3 separate regions of the Homo sapiens genome follow, and all the other regions are linked to region 1. The links are chromatin contacts, found by Hi-C or POLR2A ChIA-PET in ENCODE. All regions are on one chromosome and are shown on one strand. Each heading gives the region's core, a stretch centred on a gene start or an enhancer-like site at or near the end of the contact. The rest is flanking DNA. Distances are from core to core; before and after follow the strand shown. Region 1 holds the start of LINC02875 (long intergenic non-protein coding RNA 2875). Region 2 overlaps BCAS3 (BCAS3 microtubule associated cell migration factor). Region 3 overlaps BCAS3 (BCAS3 microtubule associated cell migration factor).

Region 1 (4,212 bases), core at 1,266-3,765:
GGGGACCCCCTTAAACATGGGTGCCTGAATGGCCTTCATTGGTATCGCTTTCTCTCTTTGGGGTCTCTCTTTGGAGAGAAGTCACACACAGTCAACAAATTGTAGTGCTGGGCACCAAAGTCACCCCCGCCCCCCCGCCCGCAACCCACTAGTCTGCATCTCTCCAAAAGCAGCTTGCTCGAGGTAGAAGGCCAAGCTGTGACTGACAATCGCACCCCACAGGGAATGGAGGCAGCCGGGACTTAGAATGTAATTTCCTAATTGGGAATTCATCCAGGCCACCAACCCAGTCCCCCACCCCAAGAATCTTGGCCAAGGTCCTCAAGGTCTGTGACTCCACCTATCCCTCTGGCTCAGGTTCCTCAAGCATTAAATGGGAACATGGCTCTTCTCTGAAGCAGTTGAGGCTGGGGGCGGGACGGGGGGGAAACTGGACCCAGGTCAACTGGCCATTCGCAGATCAACTGGATTTTAGTCCAAACTACTTATTTTGCAGATGAGGCTTCTGCAGCCCAGAGAATAAAGTCACATTTTCAAAGAGCACTCACAGCTCTAGAGGCAGAGTTCGACCTTGTACCTATCTATCTCCTGTCCAGTTTTCCTACCAAGCAGCTGCTTCAGCCATAGATGAGCATGTAGATAATTATTAAATCACCAAAGATTTGGTCCTATTCTCTGCTACACTGTACTTTGAAAGAGAAAAGAGCTGAGAGCCTAGTGCAGGGACGACATCTGGCCTGGGTCCCATCACCCAGCCGGTGACTGTATTGCAGTGGAAATGACCCTCGACTGGTGTTAACTGGGCTGCTTTCTAGCCGTGTGCCCTTAGGAAACGTGTGTAGGGTTAATCTCTGAGGGTGCCAGAGCTCATCTGGGGACATAAAAGGTCAGCTGGAAACAGGCTTCTAAGCCCCACCCCCTCCAACTCTGGCATTCCCCAGCCAACGGGTCTTACATCCCCAGCCTCCCATTGAGACTTGACCCAGAGCATTGGTGGCTTTTAATCCAAGGGCGAGATTCTCAGGCTGACCCCTGGGCCCTCCCCAGTCCCCACCACCTCCCGCTGGAATAACGCAGCCCAAAGCCTCCCCTATGGAGGCAGGAACTTAGGTGAGCAGCTCCACAGGGCACATCCTGCCCTCGACCCTGAAGACCCCGCCCTGAAGAGCCGGATGAGGGTGGTGAGGAGGGCGGGTCGGAGCCGAGGGGGCCCTCTCCGCTGGAGGAGCGCTGGATCCCCGCCGATCCTTCCCCTATCCCGCCCGTAAGTCCTCACCGTCGAGTGGGCCCCGCGCTCCTAGGGCCGTGCGCCCCGCGCGCTGCGGATGCCAGCCACAGCCCCCTTCGGAGGGGCCCAGGAGGCCGGAGGCCGGCGGCTCACTTCCCGCAGAGAGAACGCGAGGGCCCAGCCCCGCGGGCGCGCAGAAGAGGACAAGCTGGGGTCTGCAGCAGCCTGGAAGGTCGCCGAGCTGGCGCTGCCGGGCGGTTCTGGCAGCAGGGGAGAAGGCCCCACCCCGAGCCTCAAGCCCTCCGCTCAGTGTGTCCGCAGCCCCGGAGTCCCTCGGTCCCTCGGCGGCCTGTGCCGGGCTCCGGACCCGGCTCTGCCTGTGTCGGTGGCTGTGCCTCCGTGCCCCGCTTGCCGGGGTCCGCAGTCTATCTCCCGCTCTCGCCCGAGGCGGGCTGTGAGGCCGCGGCCCGGGCCCTGGCCTGCAGCGCCATCTCGTGGACCTGTGAGGAGTTGCCGAGGCCCGAGGCCTGGGCGGGCTCTGGGTTCGCTCCCACTCGTGCTCCCGGCGGGGAGCTGCGGGAGCTGCCAAGAGGACTCGCTGGGAAACCAGGCGCGGCCGTCAGCGCTGGAAATCGGTGCTTCCGGAGTGGGTTTGGGGTCCCCGGCCCCATCCAATAGGAGGAACAGATATGCGCCTCCGGAGAGCCCAAAAGGAAGTCCAAGTGCAAAACCGCCCCGGGCGTGCTCGGACACGTTCAGCGCCCGGCAACCAGCCTCCACCCCGAAGGCGCTCCCGGGAGGGTGCCCAGGAGACCCGGAGCTCGGGCTTCCTCCCAAGAGGGCGGGGGCTCCCTCCGCTGCCGCCCTGTCCTGCGAGCAGGGAGCGCTCGGCCTCCTGCGGGATCCCGCCTGACCGCCGGTGCTCCGCACCTCGGGGCCAAGGACAGCGAAGGAGGGGGAGGAAGCGGGACTGGATTTTGGGTCCTTCCCAGAGCGGAGGAAGGCAGGCTCGGGGTATAAATCCAGGGCTCGTAGAGGCTGTCCCTCAAGGGGCCGTCCCATAACCGGGAAATAGGGGGTCCCGGCCTCAAGCCGGGGCGCTTGAGCGTGAGAGTCCCGGGGAGAGCGAGGCTGAGCGCGCCCCTCCCGCCCCAGGAGCACCCCACGCAGGAGTTCGCGGTCAGCTGGGGAGGCGGGCCCGGGAGCTGCGGCCTTCGGGAGGGCAGGGCCAGGCCATACCGGTGGCTCCGGTTCTCCACAGCAGCGGCGGGGGAGTGGAGGAGGAAGGGCTTGAGGGCTCGGAAGATTCCGATTAACCCGAGAGGAAATGAGGTCCCCTGGGCCTTGGGATCCGGGCGGCTTAGCCGCTAGGGGTCTCTCGGAGCCCCTGCACTCACACCCTCCATCTCCGAGTTCCTCCGGGAATCGCACGCGCCACCCCACACCGACACGCACAATTCCCTCTTAGACCTCACACGCCCCACACGCGAGAGCCCGAGGCGACAGGCTAGGCCGCCAGCAGGTATCGCCATCGTCCCAGCACTGGCCCTCCTGCCACGCGTGTGCCGGCGGCTCTGCCGTCCAAGGACCCCGGGCCAGGCCCTGAAGGGTTAAGGAGGCCTTGCGGCACCGGAGCGGCGGGTACGCCGGGCGCCTAGGCTAATTGGCGACCCCGGGGACAATGAGGGCTGGGAGGCCGGGGAGGAGGGTGGCTTAATTGGACATGGGAGTGGCCTAGCCTTTGTCTGGGACAAGGCCCAGCCGCCGGCCGCGGGTTCCCGCAGTCGCACTCAGGCTACCAGCTGGGGCCCCGCGGAGCGCCGGGTGGGCGACTCGGAGGGGACATGTGCGGCGGGAGGTGGCGGCGAAAGTGGTGTGGGGGATCTCGAGGCCCTGGAGTCCCACCCCACCCCACCCGGGTTGCTGCAGCAACGACGCGGCCTAAAAACGGCCGCGACTAGGCCGCCCCGCCCGGCCTTCGCAGGCACCCGCCTCCCCCGCGCCCATGCCCGCACCCGCACCCCTCCCGCGACCCTAAGTCGGTGCTGCCCCCTGGTGTCCGCAGCCCTGTACGTAGGCCGCCGCGGGCGCGCAGCCGACTCTCGTCTCCCTCCTAATGTCCTGCTGAAAGTGAGAAGCCGCGGGACGCAAACGCGCCGCTCCTCTAGGAGTATGAGAGGCGTTTCAGCCCAAAGCGACCTCCAGCAAACGCGCTGCCCACGAGCTTCTATTTAGGCTGGAAAACGGGCTTCTCTGTCCCTGTCGGGTTCCCGGACCTGCCCGCAGGTCTGAGGCAGGGAAGCCAGAACCCACCCTCTGGGGTTGGGATACGTTCTACTGCAACCTCCCACTCGTGCACTGGCTGAGTCCCCTCCCTGCTCCAGCCGCATTCGGCGTGGCCTGGGGGCAGCACCATCCTGAAGAGGCGGGCCTGGTTCTCTCTCTCTCGCTCCTTGCAAATGTATCGGCCCACAAAGGCGTCCTGGGAGTCTGGGGGCCCAACTGTCCATTCCACCTTCACCATCACCGTTCCTCCATCTCAACGTCCCTGGTGTTTTGGAAGCCAGCACCCTCCCCAAGCCCCACCCTGTGCAGTGCCCAAGGTGGGCAGCCTGTTGGGGCAGGGCGTTCAGGGTCCCCAAGGCTTAAAGAGGAGAGAACTGGGAAGGAGGTGGCGTGCTCGGTGACCGACCAGACCCAGGGCTAAAGGAGTGCCCGCCCAGCTCCCACTGCTAGAAGTGGGGGCTGGAGACACCTGCTAGCTGGGCAAGGAGGGGGAGCTCACCGGCGCGGGGTGGGAGGCAGCTGTCCTTGCAGGAGTGGGTCTCGGGGAAGGACCAGCCTAATGGAGACTGACACAGCTGGACCCCGGAGAGACCCCAGCCAAGCCCATTATTATACAGGGGAAACTGAGGCAGGAATGGAAATAGCCCACTGACCCCACTCTCCACTCTCCCAAGAGGGATTTAGATAGATGAGTTAAA
Region 2 (4,212 bases), core at 633-3,132, 190 kb after region 1:
AGTATTCAAAGGACTACACTGTATAGTCTTATTTCTCAGACTGGATCTCCTTTTGCTGTCCTTGCCACACTGTCTGATGGGCAAACCAAACCACCTGCTCGTCCCCATATGTACACCCTGTTTTCCGAGCACTGTTCTCCCTGCCTGGGATGACTTTCCTTTCTTATTTCCATATAACAAAACTCAGCTTGAATGATACCTCTTCCATGAAATCTCTCCTGAACTTCAAGAGGAAACTGATTTCCCTTTCCTTTGAATGTTGCCACAACTTCACCTGTACTTTTGATATCACTTTATAGTCATACATATACTCAGTCCATCTTCCTGCTAACAAGAACTTTACTTTGTATATCTTCCCATCATCCATGGTACAGAGATGCACATGATAGATGCTTAAAGATTTCTCTTATAAATCAATGGGAAAATAATAAAGATAAAGCATAAAAATAAAAACTGCTTTCTATAATCAAATATAGGAGAAAAGATGGGACTATCAAATTGATAGAAAGCAAATGCTTTTCTACTCTCAATTAGAGGTGGTTGAAAAAAATTGAAGATTAACAACTTCACTCTGACCCACCTCCTTCTATCCAAAAGCGAGCACATGATATTTAGCAGACATCCTTCAGACATGATCACTACAACTGGGTTCCAGCTCTGCTGCTTGGTTGACAACTTCAGGCACAACTCTACACACCACAGGGTATCCAAGTGTAGTAAATCAGCTGTTTTGAAAACACTTGAGCTGAGTGTTTCATTAAATGGCCACCTCATCAAAGGCCCTCAGAGGTGCAAATACAAGTTGTTCTATACAATATCCAAGAAATCAAGACAGTCTTCCTTTCAAATGTATCCTAATTGCTAGTTTTAAATTTTTAAAAAGCATACATCATGAAAAGAACCTTGATATCTTTCTAATGATTCAAGGTTAAAGATATCTTTTAGCTAGTTATTGGCAGGTAGTATATTAAATAGGAAAGTGCCTGAGCATGGAGACAGTACCCAAGGGCAGATAGGAGAATGACCAGGTCAGACAATTTACAAGCTCTCTAGGACCAGATTAGAGGTATTTCTATTAACTTTTAAAATGTTTTGAATATTTATAAAAAACAGCTCTGTGGCTGGGCGTGGTGGCTCACACCTGTAAGCCCAGCACTTTGGGAGGCCAAGGCAGGCAGATCACCTGAGGTCAGGAGTTTGAGACCAGCCTGACCAACATGGTGAAACCCCATCTCTACTAAATACAAAAAAAAATTAGCCAGGCGTGGTGGCACATGCCTGTAATCCCAGCTATTGGGGGGCTGAGGCAGGAGAACTGCTTGAACCCAGGAGGTGGAGGTTGCAGTGAGCCAAAGCTGCGCCACTGCACTCCAGCCTGGGCAACAGAGTGAAACTCCGTCTCAAAAAAAAAAAAAAAAAAAAAAAAGGCGCTGCATCCTGTCACATATTGAAAGTAAAATTAATATTTGTAGGAAATGCATTCCACAATTACCAACTGCAGTTGTGATTCAGGAAAGGGAGATATTGCATTGGCATTCTTCAAATACAGAGAATTAAACTAGTGATTTTGGGAACAACCGGACTGGAAAAGGAGAAAAGCCCAGTGTGGCAGGCAGGATGCTATCACTGAAAGGAAGCTGAAGGGCTGGCTCCTAAACAGCAAACAAATTACAACCCCCATCTTTCAGAAAGGGAGCAAACATGAAAGCAAAGGAAATCACAAGCCCAGAGCAGCAGCAGATAATTTCATTCAAGGCAGCTGACTGAGGCAAAAGGAAACTTCAAAGCAAAAATCAAAAAAGCCAACAGGCAGACGAATCGACCTGGAGTCGCAGAGTGGCCATGGCCCACCTTGACCAAGACCACTGGTTGCTGAATGAAAATTAAACAAACAAACAAAAAAAACCCATATACCACGTGACATAAATCACCCAATCAACAATAAACCAGAACAAATTAACCATGTTCAGTTATTACTAAGCTACAGAGACATGAGGCAGGAGCCTGAGATTTCACAGAAAAATGTACCAGGGGAGATCCACGAAACATCTGTACCTCAGGCAAACACCGCTGAGCAACAGCGAAAAGAGGAATGCTACGAGTCCTTTTCTTTTTAAGTAGACTTACAGAATTTTAGACCACAAGCTACCTTGGAGACCATCTACTCCACCTCTCCCAGTTTCCAGAGAAAACTGAGGCCTCCAGAAAGGAAGGACCACACCAAGACCATACTCATTAGTCAAGCCGAAGTTTCTTGCTTTTCGACTGTAAAAGAGAACAGAGGTTTTCAAAATTGAAGTCTATGGTTTGACAAGCCTATGGAGGCCCTTTCTTTCAAAGGTTTAAGCTGAGTCCTTATTTTTATCATTTCTTTACAGTTCCCCACTATTATTTCATATCTTGGCTTATTTATTCTGCCACTATATGTTCTCTATATTTGTATCTATGTCGGCATGACTGTTAACAAATTCCCTAAAATTATGCACTTTGAACACACAGAGGGATCATATGTACACTTAGTGAGCAGCAGGTATGTATTCTTAATAGTAATAGTAATATCAGCCCCTGTTAAGCACGTCACCGTGTGCCAGGTACTGTGCCATACTGCATTATCTTATTTAATCCCCAACAAACTTATGACGTAAGTTAGAATTCTCAATGTAATTTTCATTTTACAAATGAGGAAACTGTGGCAGAGGCAGGCAAACCCATTTCCTAGTTAGTGAGGTGGTTAGCATTCCGGGTAACGCTAGGGTTTATGCTTTTCACATCATACTCTCCTGTAGCCCACATTCTTGTGGTTTTTTCCTTCATGGTATGTAGCCTTCTGCAGGTTTCTTTTTTTGGTGCCTTGCAGAGCACCCCAACCACAGGCACATCTAAGCCTTTTTTTAGGATCTTGGTTGGGGTAACAGTCCCAAGAGCACACAGCAACAGCAGCTTTAGGAGAGAAGCCCAGCTCTAAGAAAGTGAAGGGGAAACAGACTTGGGCCTTCCCAAGGATCCATGCCATAATGTGTCCCAGAGGTGTACTGGCTTTTTCTTCCAATCGTGATAATCAGATTTATCCCTTAATAGCTAAAGTCATGCCTCTGCTGGTGACAAGAAGTTAAGAATCTTAAATCTCTAAAGGACAGATGATAACCCAGTGCTATCAATGTGGTTTGGGAAGAGGAAGCTGTGAAATGGCCTTAAGTGTCTGATAGGAGATTTTTTTCAGGCAGCCTGCAACACTGTGGATGGTGATAATGATAAAAACCAATTGTAAGTAGGTAGGGCTTGAAGTAAAGGAAGTCTCTTTCTCTCTAACATTAGAAGGAAGTATTCTGAGATCTTCTTTAGAATGAGCCAGGCAAACTACTGTTTCCATGTCCCTGAAAGGGAAAGTGATGTAGAGAAACAATTATAGCAGCTGATATCTGCACCGACACTTTGTAACACTGGGATTCTACTATGAACCACACTTTCTTTTTGTTTTTGAGACGGAGTCTCACTCTGTCACCAGGCTGGAGTGCAGTGGTGCGATCTCGGCTCACTGCGAGCTCTGCCTCCCGGGTTCATGCCATTCTTCTGCCTCAGCCTCCCAAATAGCTGGGACTACAGGCGCCCGCCACCATGCCCAGCTAATTTTTTGTATTTTTAGTAGAGATGGGGTTTCACCGTGTTGGCCAGGATGGTCTCGATCTCCTGACCTCGTGATCCACCCACCTCGGCCTCCCAAAGTGCTGGGATTACAGGCGTGAGCCACCGCGCCCAGCCGAACTACACTTTCTAGGTGGAACACAGACATCTTTTCCTCAGAGGCTCCTCCTGATTAGACCAAGTTCTTGTATCACACCAACAACCTTGTTAATTTGGCCACTTTTTTTTTCTTCCATTCTTACCACTAGTTCCCTTTTGAGTACCCTGTTGTCACTGGGTGTAGAGATCAAGAACTGTCTTTGGCGCCACAGGGGGGAAATCAATGTAGTGTCATTGTATTACCTCACTGAACTACCTCATTGTTTTAGCAAAGAGAATTCCAGGTGGAGTGGATATCCATTCTGTTTAATCCTAAAATTTGAAGTTTTAAGTCATTAGTTGAGAATTCGGCTACTTTGTTGAATCTGAAGATCAAATAATGGAACCAAGTTGACAAAGTAGCATTAATTAACTGTAAACTCTAAAATGTGGGCAAGCTATTAAATAGAAAATAGAAGCTGTGGGCCTGAT
Region 3 (4,212 bases), core at 1,060-3,559, 160 kb after region 1:
GCTGGGACTACAGGCGCCCACCACCACGCCCAGCTAATTTTTGTATTTTTAGTAGAGAAGGGGTTTCACCATGTTGGCCAGGCTGGTCTCCATCTCTTGACCCTGTGATCCGCCCGCCACGGCCTCCCAAAGTGCCAGGATTACAGGCGTGAGCCACCGCGCCCCGCCATAAATTTTCTAATCTTAAAGTTGATCAAACATTTTAGCAAAACAGGAAAACTGACTTGACACTAGGGCAAAGGAGAGATAAGAACTCAAAGGAAAAAACAATTGAGGCATCAACTAAGAAAGTAATTTTACCTTCTAAATCAGTGAGCCTTGTATTAAGCAAAGAAATGTGCATGTCAGAGTTGTTTAAGCATTCTGAAAGCAAGCCCTCTTTACGGCAGAAGTGTTCTGTGAGGCCTGAAGGGACACTGCTGTGGGTGAGGCAGGAGCAGCCCAGCAGGGTTAAATCTCCTGAAGGTTTTAAATAAAAAACAAACATCCACTTAACTTTTATAGGGGATTGCTCTCTAATAATACCTAAGGAAGGAGGCCGGCTCTCTTGAGTTTTTTCCTCGGGCTTGTCTCCATGCTGACTGAGGAACCAGGTCAAAATGAGGGTTTTAAGTAGGGTCCCAGTGGGCCTGATGTAGAAGAAAGGCTAAAGGAATTTTAGATCTTATGAGTATTATCCTAAGGCTCTTTCTTCTCCAGTTTTCCTTTTATATGTAAATTAGACAAGAGAGCTCTACTCAATTACCAAGTAAGGCTAGCAAGACATAAGGCAAGTCACTTTTTCTTTCTGCGCTTCAGTTTTCCCCCATGTAAACCGTGGAGGCCGAACTGTAATGTATACTTAATCATCTCTAAAGTCTCTTTCAACTAAAACTATACAACAAAAATGGAAAGGCAAAACAAAGCAAAAACAACAATAACATTAAAATCCACCTCTGCACCTCTGTTCCACAGCTGGAATCTGAGCACAGGACTTTATGAAGCACTGGCCCAGAGGCATCCGAGATTCATCTTCCCCTCTACTCAGCTGCCCCTCCTCCAATCCTGGGTCTGACCTTCTACTACCATAGAGCTCATACGCCATGCCTAGGCCGTAGGCCAAGTTCCTGGGACTGCTGATGTAGCAACTGTAGAAATAGTAGTAGCAATAAGACAGATGATAGTATAATGCTAATAATACTATTATTAATGGGAATAGATAACATTATTGAGCCCTTATTCCATACCAGGCACTGTAAATGTTACACATGTTTATTCTATCAATCCTTGTAACTCTGTGAAGCAGACATTGATTATATATATATATATTCTCTCCAACTCCTGACCTCAGGTGATCCGCCTGCCTCGGCCTCCCAAAGTGTTGGGATTACAGGCGTGAGCCACCGGGCCCAGCCCAGGCATTGATATTATCTCCATTTTGTAGACAAGGAAACTGAGACTGAGACATAGAACAGTTAGGCAAGTAGTAGGAACAAATGGTATAGCAACGGGCCGGGCTCAGTGGCTCATGCCTGTAATCCCAGGCCTTTGGGAGGCCGAGGCAAGTGGATCACCTGAGGTCAGGAGTTCGAGACCAGCCTGGTCAACATGGTGGAACCCCATCCCTACTACAAAATACAAAATTAGGCATGGTAGCACATGCCTGTGATCCCAGCTACTTAGGAGGCTGAGGCAGGAGAATAGCTGGAACCCAGGAGGTGGAGGTTGCAGTGAGCTGAGATCACACCACTGCACTCCAGCCTGGGCAACAGAGTAAGACTCCATCTCAAAAAAAAAAAAAAAATGTATAGGAACAGATTACTGGACAGCTTTCTAGAGTCAAAATCCAAGGAAGAAAGGGCAGCTTAGCCCAGTGAGGTAGAAGCCAGTGTGTTTAGCAGACTAAGAGCTGACAGATATGGATTCCACAATTGGTTCTATCACTATGGTTGTAAGCAGGTCAATGTCCTTGTCTATAAGCAGAGGGCAGAGGATGAGATAACCTTTAAGGCCCTTTTCACCTCTGCCACTCTACATGAGGAACCATGTTCCATAAGGACTCAAGGACTCAGCAACTGTTTAATTCCCAGGCTTTTTTTTTTTTTAAGTCCTTCACTTCTATTTTAAAAACTTGCATGTTCCCGTGGCCCTGGAATGCCTGCCTCCGGCCCCTCTGGAGCCCTGGGTTATGTGAAAGCAGCCGTGCCAAGCTGGCCCATGGGCGGGGCTGAGTCTTCCTGGCTGGCTTGTGACATGTTCTTGACGTACTGTGTGGTCAAGAAGCTGGAACTGGGGGGGCTGAACAAGGGCCAAGCCTTGCACTTCAGCTTCCTGACCTGGCAGCCATTCAGAGAGACCCTGCTAAGTGCTATTTCCTAAATACACTCTCTTTTCATAACAATCTTACCACATTGCTTTCCTTTACAAGCGCTCTTAAAAAAGAGAACTGGACTCCTTCTGGTTAATCTACACAGACTACATTTGGAAACCATCAGAAACTGAACTCTAAACAAAACGTTATTAATGTGTTGTAATCTGCCCTCTATGTTGCAGATGAAAAGAAAATGTTTTATAGTTTTGGAGCATACGTTTTAATTGCCTTTTAAGAGTGCATATACTTTTAGTACTTCGTGTTATAAAACTGTAGTATCTGTTTCTTGATAACTGTTGAGTGATCTCAGCTATTTTTATTAGTTTTTTTCTTTATCCTTTTCTCTCTTTTTCTTCTAAACTGCCACCCGTGTAAAGTTCCTTGAGATCAAGCTTGATAGAAGGCTCACATATTTGGGATCTTCATTATAAAGAGCTTCTTTACAACCTCCACCTCACTATAAAACACTTGTTCCTGAAAATGAGTTCTATAAACAAAGATGGAGTGGGTAGCTTTGTCTAATAATCCAGTATAGCTGGGAACCTAGCAGTCTAGCCTTTTCCCAGTTGCTATTGCTTTTTTATGGGGGCCAGATTATCTGCAGAGATCTGATGTTCTTGCTACTTTTCTCAACTGTACAGCCTTGTCCCAAGAGACCAACATATCAGTCATCAACCCAGAGGTCTCAAGGGCAGCATCTTGGATGGACCAGGATCCAGTCTTTCTTTTCTTTTTTTTTTTTTTGAGGTGGAGTTTCGCTCTTGTTGCCCAGGCTGGAGTGGAATGGCGCAATCTCGGCTCACTGCAACCTCTGCATCCCGCGTTCAAGTGATTCTCCTGCCTCAGCCTCCCTAGTAGTTGGGATTATAGGCGCCCGCCACCAGGCCCGGCTAATTTTTTGTATTTTTAGTAGAGACGGGGTTTCGCCATATTGGCCAGGATGGTCTCAAACTCTGACCTCAGGTGATCCGCCCGCCTCAGCCTCCCAGAGTGCTGGGATTACAGGCATGAGCCACCACACCCAGCCCAGTCTTTTTTTCAGCAAGGAATCCCAAATTCATTAGAATCAGGCCTTGAGTTAACAGACTCTCCACCAGCTTATCATCAGCCTGACAAATACTGTCTGGGACACCAGGCTGAGGCCTCCAATGTCTCACCTTCCAGCTGGGCAAGCACTGCCCAATTCTTGCACCAGTGATGTAAGACTGGCTCACAGGAAATGAAATGACCTTTCTGAATGAAGGGTTTCCTGGGGGCAGGGCTGGAGGGATGAGGGTGTTTCACCATCTGAATTCTTGGGGAGGAGGAAGTAGTAGAATTAGACACTGGTCTCCCAAGGGGTCCATAGTCTTAAGACCTCCCGCTCATGTGAAGTACCACAAAGGCACCCACAAGTCATAAAACCTTTCTGAGATTGTCTAATGTAGGATAATGTTCAAAAACCAGACTGATAGAGTCCTTGGGCCAGAAGGGCCCCATAAAGATTACCTGGTTGATCACTCGTTTTCAGGTGAGGAAGCTGAAGCCAAGGTGGGCAGTAACTCGCCCAAGGTCTCAGTCTACAAGTATCCAGAGCTCAGCTTAAAAAAGCCTGGTTTCTAGGTCACATACTCACAGCATGTACATGGGTTAGTAAAGGAGAGATCACTGAAAAGAATGCCTTTTAGCTGTCCGAAAACGGGAGACTGTGCCCCTTAATTTCAGTTTCTTTTTAGAGATAATCATCTTCCTTATCTCAAACATTAACTCAAATGTTTCTTATGATGTCTCCAGTGCTTCCCTAATGCCTTCATGACTCACTGGATATTACGGCTTGATACAGCACAGAGCAGTGCTCAGTTACAACCTTGGTTTCTAAAGCA

Evidence for each region. Hi-C counts contacts between places; a loop is a spot of excess contacts on that map. ChIA-PET counts read pairs that join two places held with the same protein, here RNA polymerase II (POLR2A). Pooled maps may share reads with other maps.
Region 2: a pooled map shows a loop between it and region 1 (4-fold over the local background). The contact joins the enhancer-like site here to the promoter of LINC02875 in region 1. A Hi-C loop is called at or near these places in 5 of 50 pooled maps. POLR2A ChIA-PET finds 5 or more read pairs at or near these places in 4 of 52 experiments (BJ, IMR-90, OCI-LY7 and 1 more).
Region 3: a map of testis shows a loop between it and region 1 (2.9-fold over the local background). The contact joins the enhancer-like site here to the promoter of LINC02875 in region 1. A Hi-C loop is called at or near these places in 3 of 168 maps with a recorded cell type or tissue (heart right ventricle, sigmoid colon and testis) and 6 of 50 pooled maps. POLR2A ChIA-PET finds 5 or more read pairs at or near these places in 2 of 52 experiments (AG04450 and Caco-2).

Annotation. Positions count from the first base shown.
Region 1 is chr17:61,410,054-61,414,265 of GRCh38, reverse strand. LINC02875 (long intergenic non-protein coding RNA 2875) reads right to left here and starts at 2,515. Exons shown (of 1, transcript NR_160788.1): 1 at 986-2,515. RefSeq lists silencers at 1,509-1,568, 1,589-1,648, 3,169-3,338 and an enhancer at 3,218-3,800.
Region 2 is chr17:61,220,366-61,224,577 of GRCh38, reverse strand. The region is part of intron 22 of BCAS3 (BCAS3 microtubule associated cell migration factor); the gene reads right to left. Among named protein-coding and RNA genes, the nearest start is that of BCAS3-AS1, 86 kb to the right of the region's middle. Within about 2 kb of position 1,882, at least 3 of the 41 ENCODE cell types and tissues checked have a DNase peak (open chromatin) inside an H3K27ac peak, as active enhancers do.
Region 3 is chr17:61,250,453-61,254,664 of GRCh38, reverse strand. All of the region lies in intron 22 of BCAS3 (BCAS3 microtubule associated cell migration factor), which reads right to left. Among named protein-coding and RNA genes, the nearest start is that of BCAS3-AS1, 120 kb to the right of the region's middle. Within about 2 kb of position 2,309, at least 24 of the 41 ENCODE cell types and tissues checked have a DNase peak (open chromatin) inside an H3K27ac peak, as active enhancers do; they include heart right ventricle, sigmoid colon and testis, where a contact is called at or near this core.